2 separate regions of the Homo sapiens genome follow, and region 2 is linked to region 1. Evidence: chromatin loops called from intact Hi-C (ENCODE). Cell type or tissue: left ventricle myocardium inferior. All regions are shown on one strand. Each heading gives the region's core, and the rest is flanking DNA. Links, peaks and the distances in the headings are about the cores only. Region 1 overlaps DTD1 (D-aminoacyl-tRNA deacylase 1). Region 2 overlaps DTD1 (D-aminoacyl-tRNA deacylase 1).

Region 1 (5,377 bases), core at 80-5,079:
TCTAGAATCCCATGTTCATTTAGGTGTGTCTCAGCCTCCTCCAGTCTTACGATCTTGATACTTCTGAAGACACAGGCCAGTTATTTTTTAGAATGTCCCTTAGTTTGGGAATTTGATGTCCTTGGTGTGCCATGTCAGGGCACATGGTATTGATGTGTCTCATGACTACTGATGCTGACCTTGATCACTCACTTGGTCAAGATGGTATCAGTCAGGTTTCTCTGCTGGAAAGTTACTATTTGTTTGTTTCTCAAGAGAACATTTCTTAAATGGACTTCTTAAAACACAGGTTCTTTTTAGTGGCTCATCATTTGACTGTCTTCAGTAGCCTCTGTTGATGTTTTTAAAAATCAAAAGAACATCCACTTGGTTAGAAAATTCAAAGACGGAAGATTATTAAAAAATAAAATTCTCCTCATTGTATATCCTCCTGAAAAATTTCCTGTGCAAATAGTGGTGACCTTTTTTTTTTTTTAATTTTTGATTTTTAAAATTTCAATAGCTTTTGGGATACAAGTGGGATTTTTTTTGTTATGTGGATGAATTACATAGTGGTGAATTCTGAGATCTTAGTGTACCCGTCACCCGAGTGGTGTACATGGTACTCAATATGTACTTGTTTATTCCACACCTTCCACACCCACAGTGACCCTTTTGACGTGGCGTCAGTGGCATGGTGGAGGTGGCAGTCAGGGCTTCAGTGGACTGAGATTCGATTGGAGGGTGTCTGGGGAAGTGAAGACTTGGACTAAGGTTCCTGGAACTTGAGGGTGTAGCAAAGGCTCAGAGGAAGGGGGACCTTGGGAGGAAGGAAGGCTTTTCACAGGACAGGGTTGCGTGGAGACTGGCTGTAAAATTACTTTATGTACAAAGGACTACAGATGAGAGGTGGCATCAGAGTAGCGCCTGACTCTGTGAGGTGAAAAAGCTACTGCTGTTTTCCCATAGTGTTTTTGGAATATTTTTCACAATGGTCAGTACATACTAAAGCACATGTTAACTGATTTTTCATTTATTACAAAATGACAGGGTGCTGGATTCTCTCATTAGGGATGGTGAGCCCCAGAGAGTTGTTGTTTATGGGGGCATTGGCAGGGTTCTGTTCCCACACATTCAGGCCAGAGATTTGGTACCCCTGCCTGGTGCTTTGCACAAGAACCTAGCATTGTCTGTGGGTGGGCACTCTGGGCCACAGAGACACAGGTAGCTGGAGGGCAGTTTTACAGCTGGAGAGAAAACATGTTACCTAACGGACTTGGTTTAATGAACTCCTGATGAAAGAGATGTACTAACAAGCACCCCAATAAGGGGGGCATATAGCAAATGTCTTTTAGAAATAATAGAAATGGTCTTCTTTAAGTAGGGTAGTTCCTAATGATTCATTACGTCCTTTGCCAGACCCTGGCCATATGTTTTGAACTTGTTAGGTCTTCTCAACAATAGAATTTTTGCATTATGCCTTTTCTTCCTCCTGTGCAATCTTGTGGGCAGGTAGGAGCAACAGAATGCGGGTGGTGTGGAGGACAAGGGACATCCCAGAGCCCTTGGTTCTATTGCACTATGTGAGCTGAATGCACCCAGGGAGTCTGTCTGGCCTTTCAGTGTCGGGGAGAGCAGTAGGATGGGACCACGTGGGACATAGGCCTGACACACAGGTCATCACTTAGAAATGAGCACTGGACTTGCCCCAGTGCCTGGGATGCAGTAGGCTTTCAGTAAATACTAACTGACACATGAATGTTCTGTGTGCTTGCTTTGGCTTCTCCTTTTAAAGAATCACCTAATAATTCTTTAAGTCTCTCGAATTGCCGATTTGTCCTTCTGTCAGATAAAATGCATGAAGTAAGCTGATGATTCTGAATAGGAACAGAATACGTTCTTGGTTGATTTAAAGTATAATTTAGAGTTTTTCATTTTGCTTAGAGCTAATATACAGTGCGATGCCTGAGGTCCATTGTAAAATCTTGCTATGTAACCTAATCATTGTTGACAGGAGAAATTTGTCTACAATCATTTTAATCTGTTGCATAATAAATATTTAGAGAGTCTCTTATTCACTTCCATTTTAGACAAAGCGTCTATTTGTACATCCTTCAAAATGGTCAAAGATGAAAGGGAAGATCCTTTTATTGGTCCCTCAGGCCAAGACAGAGGGAAGGACTGATAATCTTTTCAAACCAAGAAAGATTTTGGTTTCCATTCCAACATCCCTGAGTAATCCACAACTGTGTATGGTACTCCCGCCCCCTTCCCTCCATCTCTGTAATAAACTCTTCTTCCTTAATTTTAATTTTCTTGACAATTGAACCCTTCAGTTGGGTGCTATTTGGCTTTATCCTTGTTTTAAATTTCCCCTTTTCTCATTTCCCAGACTGGGCAGTTGTTGAGTCCAGAATTAACTGGGGAAGTTGGCTAATTTAGCAAGGGCTATAGAATAAAGATCTAGATTAGATGCAGGCTAGAAAAGCCAGGCTGGAGTACATACTAGAGACCGCAGAGACATTGATCTACTGCAGATCAGATTTAACTCCTCAGTAATATCAGGTGTTGTGGCTGCCAACACAGTGACCAGGAGCAGGTTGGTCTTTGATGTCTCTGTGTCAGCACCTGAGGCAGGGATACTGAAGAGAACATGCCTGCCATATAGGATAGGAATCTGGTCACAAAGGTATCACTAGTTCTGTTGGAGTAGAAATCACATCTGGAATGAGGCAAAAAAAAAAAAAAAAAAGGAACTGTCTACAAAAATTTTAAAAGAATTGGCAAACTAATGTTTTTCTTAGCAGATGTGCCTTTGCCATATTCCTAAGGTTTCCCTCCCTGTCAGTCATGCGTCCTGTTTTATGAGACCCATTTCTCCTGGGGCCTCTGACTGGGCCGCTGCCTGGACCTGCCCTCTGGGCTGCTGCCATCCAGCAGGAGTCCATAGCTTCCTTTCACTGTCCTGCTGGGTGGGTCAGCTTTGTGGATCCTCCCACCCCCGTCTTCATCTTTCTTGGGTTTCTTTTTTATTTGTGCTGAAGTCTATTTTCAATAATTTTTTTCCCTAGAAGAATGTTCAGAATGTAAATCTTCTGCCTTTTAAAAAATAAATCTGAAAATGTCCCTATAGTCCTTACACTTGACTGTTAGTTTATATGGATGTAGAATTCTAGGTTCAAAATTCTTTGCTTCAGAATTCTGAAGGCCATGGTTCTGCTTCTGGTGTTTCTATGAGGACTATTTACTGACCATATTCTCACCCTTGGATGGGAGCTTTTCTTTTTTCCTTCTGGGTCGTGTGGAGACCTGTCTTGATCTTGGTGTCCTCAAACTTCATGAAGATGTGTCCCATTTTCATCCTTTCTGGTAATCTAGGTTTCTTAAATCTAAATTCCCTTGCCTTTTCTTTAGCTTGAGGAAGCTCTCTTCTTCTATTATTGCTATTTTCAATATTTTCTCACCATTTATTTTTCTCTTCTCTCTTTCTGGAAAGCCTAGAGACCAGTTGATAATCCTCCCAGGTTGTCATTTTTCTTAAACTTTCTCGGTATTTTCCATTCTTTTTCCATTTGTTTTTTTAACCCCATGGGGCAATTATTAAACTTGAAATTATTAATCTCCCAACCTTTCTACTAAGTTTTTAATTTTGGCAAGCAATTTTTAATATCCATGAACTCATTTTTTATCATAATTTCTGCTTTTTCATAGTATTCAGTTTTTTTTTTTGTTTCTGTTTTCTTATTTTGTTTTTAGGGGTATTATGTTTTCTTGATGTTCTCTGAAGATACATACTAACTGAACTTTTAAAATACTCATTTCTGTTTGCTGAAGTAGCTTTTTTCCCAGAGTCAGTTCTGTTTATTCTACTCAGTTTTTTCTTTTGAGCTCTAGATGTGCCCCCACATATCTCGATGTCTTTGGCTGTCTGTTCATATTAAGAACACTGGCCAGGGTAGATTAACATAAGTAATCATAAGTAGTTGGTAGCTTTTTTTTTTTTTTTTTGAGACGGAGTCTCGCTCTGTCACCTAGGCTAGAGTGCAGTGGCGCAATCTTGGCTCACTGCAAGCTCCGCCTCTGGGGTTCACGCCATTCTCCTGCTTCAGCCTCCTGAGTAGCTGGGACTACAGGTGCCTGCCACCACGCCTGGCTAATTTTTTGTAGTTTTAGTAGAGACGGGGTTTCACCATGTTAGCCAGGATGGTCTCGATCTCCTGAGCTCGTGATCCTCCCACCTCGGCCTCCCAAAGTGCTGGGATTACAGGTGTGAGCCACCACGCCCAGCCAGTAGTTCGTAGCTTTACAGGCAGGTCATTTGGTCTCCAGTGAGCCTCCTGAGCAGGAGGGTAGCTGGGCATTCAGTGTATGTGCTTACATGGGCAGAAACCTTAGAAAAATGGCACAGGAACTCCAATGGACTCAGGTTCAAAAGGGTGTGTGCAAGGGGTGGGGAAAAGATGCCTAACCAAGGGCAAATATGGGAGGGTAACCTCATCCTGTAAAATAAGCAGAGACAGAAATTCTAAGAACAGAAATTTTGTTGTTGTCACTGTTGTTTTTAAAAGTTATCTCTAGAGCCATGGTTCGCACCCATTTTGCACCTTTGGGGGCATTTGACAACTCTGGAGACATTTTTGGTTGTCACAAGTAGGGGAGGAGGACATGCTACCTACCAGCTTCTAGTGGGTAGAGGCCAGGGTTGCTACTCAACATCCTAAAATGCACAGGACAGACCTCACCCCAAAGAATTATCCAGCTCCGAATGTCAGTAGTGCTGAGGTTGAGAAACACCACTGCAGAGGAAGATGATCAAGGAGAGGGTGGGGCAGGGGAAGGAGATCAGGAAGCATGTCCGGAAGCATACAGGTTCCTATTTTGCCTGCACACTCTGCCAAGGGGAGACTTGGGTCACACTAAATAAGCTTCCATCTCAGAGCAGTTGTTAAGGTAGATTATCTGACCTTTGCTGTCCAGTAGCATGGCCACTAACCACAAGTGCTAAACTGAAATAAAATTACAAATTTAATAGATTTGCACTAGCCACATTTCTTATGCTTGACAGCCATTTGTGACTTCTGTACTGGATAGTGCAAAGATAGGACATTTCCATCACAGATAATTCGGCTAGACAGAGCTGGTCTAGACAGTATTGGTGCTGTTTTAAGGAACTTGAAGACTAGGAGTGCTGTTATGTTTAAAAACATAAAATTTTGCTTTTCAGGATATCAGGGGATAAGGAGAGTTTGAAACAAATTAACAATTGGTAATTTTGAAATTTTATAGATTGGTTGATCTGAGTTCATCACTATCCTCACACGTGGACATGGATTCATAATGTGCCCTCCAACACAAAAACCACTTGCATCCCCACAGCAACTCCCGCCCCTGCCTGTAC
Region 2 (5,377 bases), core at 201-5,200, 62 kb after region 1:
ATCTAGATCTGAGGGAATAGAAACTCTTCTGTTAGGCTTTAGCTTTAGTTTAACTTTTGGATGACAAATGCATGCATCATAGATCTCGGCAATACTAGCTGGTTTTTGTTATAGCCTCGGAATTACAAAAGGAAACCCTGAGACACTTGGACTTCTGTACCAAACAGCCAGGCATCCTTTGAGTAGTATTTAAAATGTCGCAAGACTAAGCATTTAGTTTATTCCCTCCCTGTCCCTGCATTTCCTTAAGCTCCCATCCCTCTACCTCCCTCATTGTTAAAATGATTTGGAAATCATGCTTTTATATCTCTTTTCTAGGAATTTGTTCATTTCATCTATGTTGTCTAATTTGTGAGTCGAAAGTTGCTTGTGATATATTCCTTTTATCTTTTTAATGTCTGTAATGTCTGTACTGATGTTGCCTCTTTGATTCCTGATATTGATAATTTGTGTCTTCTCTCTTTTCTGGGTAAGTCTGACCAGAGACTTATCTATTTTATTGATCTTTTTATTTTTATTTTTTCTCTCTTGCCTTTTTCTGTTTGAAATGTCATCAGTTTCTGCTCCTTATTATTCTCTTCCTTCTCTGCTTGTTTTGGATTTACTTTGCTTTTATTCTTCAATTTCTTAAGGTAGAAACCCAGATTATTGATTTGATAACCTTTTTCTTTTGTAATATAAGCATTTAATGCTGTGAATTTCCCTCTAAGCCCTGCCTTAGGTGAATATAACAAATTATGATATGTTGTGTTTTCATTTACTTCAAAGTATTTTCTATTTTGCCTGGTGACTTCTCTTTGATGCAAAAGCCATTTAGAAGTGTGTTCAGATATTTGCCTTGGTGTCTTTTGCTCTAAGAATGGAGTTTTAATGAACTGGAGACTCTTTGAGGAGAAGGTATTTGGGTTTGTACATGGCAACATGGCAGGTTTTTCAGTGAAGTGATGCACTGATGCTGGTGTCACTGTATGAGCTTGAAAACATATCTTCAGCTGCTTAGTTACTCTTATATGCCTATGCTAATAGAATCTGAAGGCAAACATTGGAATCCTTCTTAATAACGTGTCTTCTTTGGTCTTTTTAGTGTGTTATCATTGGGCAGAACTGGATCCTGAAAAATTCAAGATGCTAAGCACCTACACTACTTTAAGAATTTGGAACTGAAACATGAAGAGGAAGACAGAAATAAGAATTTGGGAACCTGAATAGCTCTGCAAAAAACACCAAAGGACCGTTTTATCGTTTTCTGTTGTTGCTGTGGTGGAGTGATGCAGTGGGCACTGCCGGTGGGCCAGGGGGCGGGTGCGCATGTGGTAGAAGGTGTGCGCTCGTGCCTCCCCCACAGAAAGGCTTTGTTGGTTTCTACCACATCTTGGCTTGCTTTTGGAACAGGCTGGCCCAGCATCATTTGTCATCAAGTCCACTGTGGTGTATTCTGCGTGTCCATGGCGGGGGTTCTCCAATACACTCACACTGTCCATGTTCTTTTTATTGCCAGGGCCCGTGTTGAAGTGTCAAGAGAGCAATCATCAATGATAATGTATTGTGTGAGACCTTTGCATCTTGTAAATTTTCTCTTTTTTCTAAAAATAAATAATAATAAAATCCTAAATCTCAACAAACCACTTTATTATCAAACAAATTCTGCTCTGTTTCTGCATAACGATGATGTCCATAGAAATGCAATGCGTCTGACCTCTCTCTATGCGTATCTACACTTCTTTTCACATAAGTCTCTCGCAAGAGGGCCTTCTCTAACTGGCCCACACAGGCTCCTGAGTCCAGGTGGGAGCCTGTCTAGCCAGTTTACAATTGATGACATGGTACTTGGAAGTGAGATGTCAGGAAAAGGGAGTGTGGGTCAGAAGATAGTCCAGTTTCAGAATGGCCACACTGTTCTGAGACCAAGTGTGGAGCCACATCTGGTGTATCCAGCTTTGGGAGGTGGAGGAAGGCCTCAGCATGGCGGGTGGTGCAGATACCCTTTATCCAGTAGCTACATGGTTGTCCATGTATCCAAGTCACCACACCCAGCACTCTGGGAAGAAAGAATCACATTCTGCCAAAGTAATTTCTCAGTTAAATTTCAGTCTACTGGTGGCACACTCAGAGTAGTCATTTTTTGACATATGATTTAATAGCTTTATTTATATATCTAATAACGCTCGCATATATGCTCTCTGGAAAATATTTTTGTATATAGAAGAGACATCCTTAATTGTGATTTTTATAATGCTGAAACTCTGTCTTCTGTGACCTCTATAATAACTTCTGAATCCATCTAGTCTGACCCAGTCATCTACTTCAAATGATAATAAATCAGAAAATGTGGAAAACAAAAAAGCTCAAAACACATCTCTTGGAATATAGAGTTGGAAAAGGGTCTGCCAGACTGCTTTGTTCTAAACCAATTCAGATGGTCCAGTGTAATTCACAATGGTTTAAACCTCTAGATTTGAAGTCATTACATCCCAGATGCAGACCCTGGCCAGCTCCCTAAGCTGTGTGGGCAGTGAGGTCCCAGAAGCTCTGCTGTTTGAGTTATCTAAGCAGGGTTTTACAGAGTGAATTCAAATTCACTTTAAAGCTACTTGAACCTACATGTCGATAAACTCAGTTGTAGGGTTTGGCTTGCTGGATAACTGTCATGTTTCTCCACCACAGCATTTTATTGCCACCAATTAATGCTTATTGAACAGTTGCAGCCTGTCCTTGTAGTAAGGGGTAACGAGGATTGCATAGAGATACGACCTAAGGATCATGACATTTGGATGGTGGTAAAATGCTAAAGGCCTTTGTTGGTCACAGCCCAGTTCCTGGCTCCCATTCTAAAGGGACAGAGACATACCAGAGAGTGAGCACCATGTGGTCAAGTTGCTGAAGGGTCTGAAACCGTAAAGGAAGAGCTGAAGGAGCTGGGGCTGTTTCATCTGGGAGGGGAACTCTAAATGTTTGAAAGATGTGGAAGAGAAGCTGGGTCAGGAACAAAAATAGGAGCAATGGGTGTAAGTTGCATCAACGTAGATTCTGGCATTCTAACAACATGATTCAAAAGTGGAAGGTGATGTTGGGAGCTTTTGGTGTTTGAGCAGAAATTCTGAGCCTATATGTGTGAGGGGGGATCTTTGATTAATTAAAACATCTTCCTCACAGTATGCAGGAACATGGTAAAAGAAAGCATTTACTACTTTTGTAAACATTTTGGATTGAAGAGAACTTTTCCATCATCCTGAAAATCACTTTCAACTCCTGGGATCAGAGAAATAGCAGTGAATACACCGAAGTCTGGCCTAAGAGGGTCAGATCTAACCACAGGGCCAGATTATAGAGAAAAATGAAAGCTCAAGAAGAAACCCCATAATATCTGCAGCTGCCTCAAAAAGGTGGTTAATTTCCACCCCCACCTACACTCCTGAAGGTCCTTTCCTAGTTGCTTTGAAACTAATGGCTAAAATTAGATTTTGGGTGGCATTCTTGTGGAGAATAAATCTCTCAGTCTTTACATCTCTCCCAACATCTCTGCCTCCTTCTTTCTGCTTATTTATAAAGCATACTGCTTATTGTCCATTAAAACATCATTTGAATGAGGATGGGAGAGGAGAATCGTACCATGTATGGCTTTTCTGAGAAGCCTTGGCAGATCACAGACCCAGGACTTTAAACAGAGTGCTGTGCCGATAACACTGCATAGCAGGACCCATTTAATCTTGCCTTTGGTGGTTTACTTTACAGGAGACCAAGCTCTTGTGGCTACACAAAACATAGACCAAATAAAGGCATCTTTGGGGGCTGGATGTCCATAGCAGCACCTCATGGTTAGTGGTCCCAGGGAGGGCATTTTCTCTACCAAGCAGTGTCCTGGCTCAGATGGGTGCCAGCTGGCATATATATGGACAATTTGGCATTTCATTGATTTGATCATAAGGAACAAATAGTTCCGCAAACACCCTATTTCCTTTGATATGGTAACATTTGAGTAACTCCAAAGCCAGAGAGGCAATCTTTTCTATCTCTGGTTTGTCAGATTTTCTGCCGTTTTTCAGCCAGGCACTTTAAGAATTCTTAATTTGTTGTTCGTTATTGATTCAGGTCCTTTAAAAATAGAGTTAAACACCCTCATCTCAGAAGACATGGAATAATATCAAAAGTAAAGCCACCCACTGGCTGCATCAGAAAAGAAGAGGGAGGCCGGGCGCGGTGGCTCACGCCTGTAATCCCAGCACTTTGGGAGGCCGAGGCGGGTGGATCACGAGGTCAGTAGATCAAGACCATCCTGGCTAACACAGTGAAACCCCGTCTCTACTAAAAATACAAAAAATTAGCCGGGCGTGGTGGCGGGTGCCTTAGTCCCAGCTACTCGGGAGGCTGAGGCAGGAGAATGGGGTGGACCCGGGAGGTGGAGCTTGCAGTGAGCCGAGATCACGCCACTGCGCTGCAGCATGGGCGACAGAGCAAGACTGTCAAAAAAAAAAAAAAAAAAAAAAAAAAAAAAAGAAAGAAAAAAAGAAGAGGGAAAGCCCTGTTTCCCTGTTTTGAGGTGAGTCTGTCTTCTGCAGATGATGTTTTCATTCTCTCCTAGGGTACAGACACCAACGTATTAAATTTTTAGAGGTTCTAGGAAACAAAACCTTAAATTTCCATTAGGAAAGTATCTATTAGTGATGGTATTTTAGGTTTGTTAAATCTAAATTACTATGTTAGTTTTGATAATATGCTTAATATTTGTAGGGGCCTTAAAAATAACTTGTTTTTGAATGTTCCCTGAGGGTGGATGAGTTAGAGGCTCCATCACTGAGCAGGAAACACATTAGGGGTGGTCTGTTGAAGATGCCGCAGCTGACAGTCCCCTGCAGCAGAGAGACGGGCTTGGACCCAGGCCGGGGTCTGAAAAGGTGGCCTCCCAAGGGAGCAGAGTTCAGTAGGAAGAGTTGGCCAGGTGACAGGAGGGTATAGAGGAGTGTGAAACAACCGGCGGAGCTGCCACAGGTGTGAGAGGAGGGGAGTTTCGACGTCTGCTGGCAGGTCGGTAGGACTGGACTTGGGGAGAGAGGGAGCACGTAGAGGAAGAGGGACGTAAACAAGACTTCGTAAGTGAGCAGGGCCTGGACCGCAGAGGTCTTGTAAGTCATGATAATGCGTTTAGGTCCTATCATGCCCCACTTCTTGTCTTCTCCAGGCTGATTTGTTCTAGTTCTTCAGCAGTTTCTTATGTGATATGACTGTCAAGCGACCCTAGAGAACAGGATGCAGCTCTGCCAGTGTGGTGTGATGAAGGCCCACGATGTGGACAGTGGTGTTGTGGTCTCGACAGGCCATGGGGTTGCACAGACTTGGGGTCGAATCCTGGCCTTGCTATTGACCTGCTGCATGGCCTCAG

Evidence for each region. Hi-C counts contacts between places; a loop is a spot of excess contacts. Peaks named below come from ENCODE experiments on the same cell type or tissue, not always from the same donor. Only the 100,000 strongest peaks of a DNase experiment are listed, where the experiment ranks them.
Region 2: a loop joins it to region 1, with 3 times the contacts of the local background. A loop is called at or near these places in 2 of 110 quality-filtered maps.

What each region holds. Positions count from the first base shown.
Region 1 is chr20:18,700,032-18,705,408 of GRCh38, forward strand. All of the region lies in intron 4 of DTD1 (D-aminoacyl-tRNA deacylase 1), which reads left to right. Among named protein-coding and RNA genes, the nearest start is that of DTD1-AS1, 4.0 kb to the left of the region's middle. In left ventricle myocardium inferior, for the core only: no CTCF peak of the experiment used is centred there; a DNase peak (open chromatin) is centred at 2,900.
Region 2 is chr20:18,762,276-18,767,652 of GRCh38, forward strand. DTD1 (D-aminoacyl-tRNA deacylase 1) reads left to right here. Exons shown (of 6, transcript NM_080820.6): 6 at 1,085-4,369. Among named protein-coding and RNA genes, the nearest start is that of LCDR, 29 kb to the right of the region's middle. In left ventricle myocardium inferior, for the core only: no CTCF peak of the experiment used is centred there; no DNase peak of the experiment used is centred there.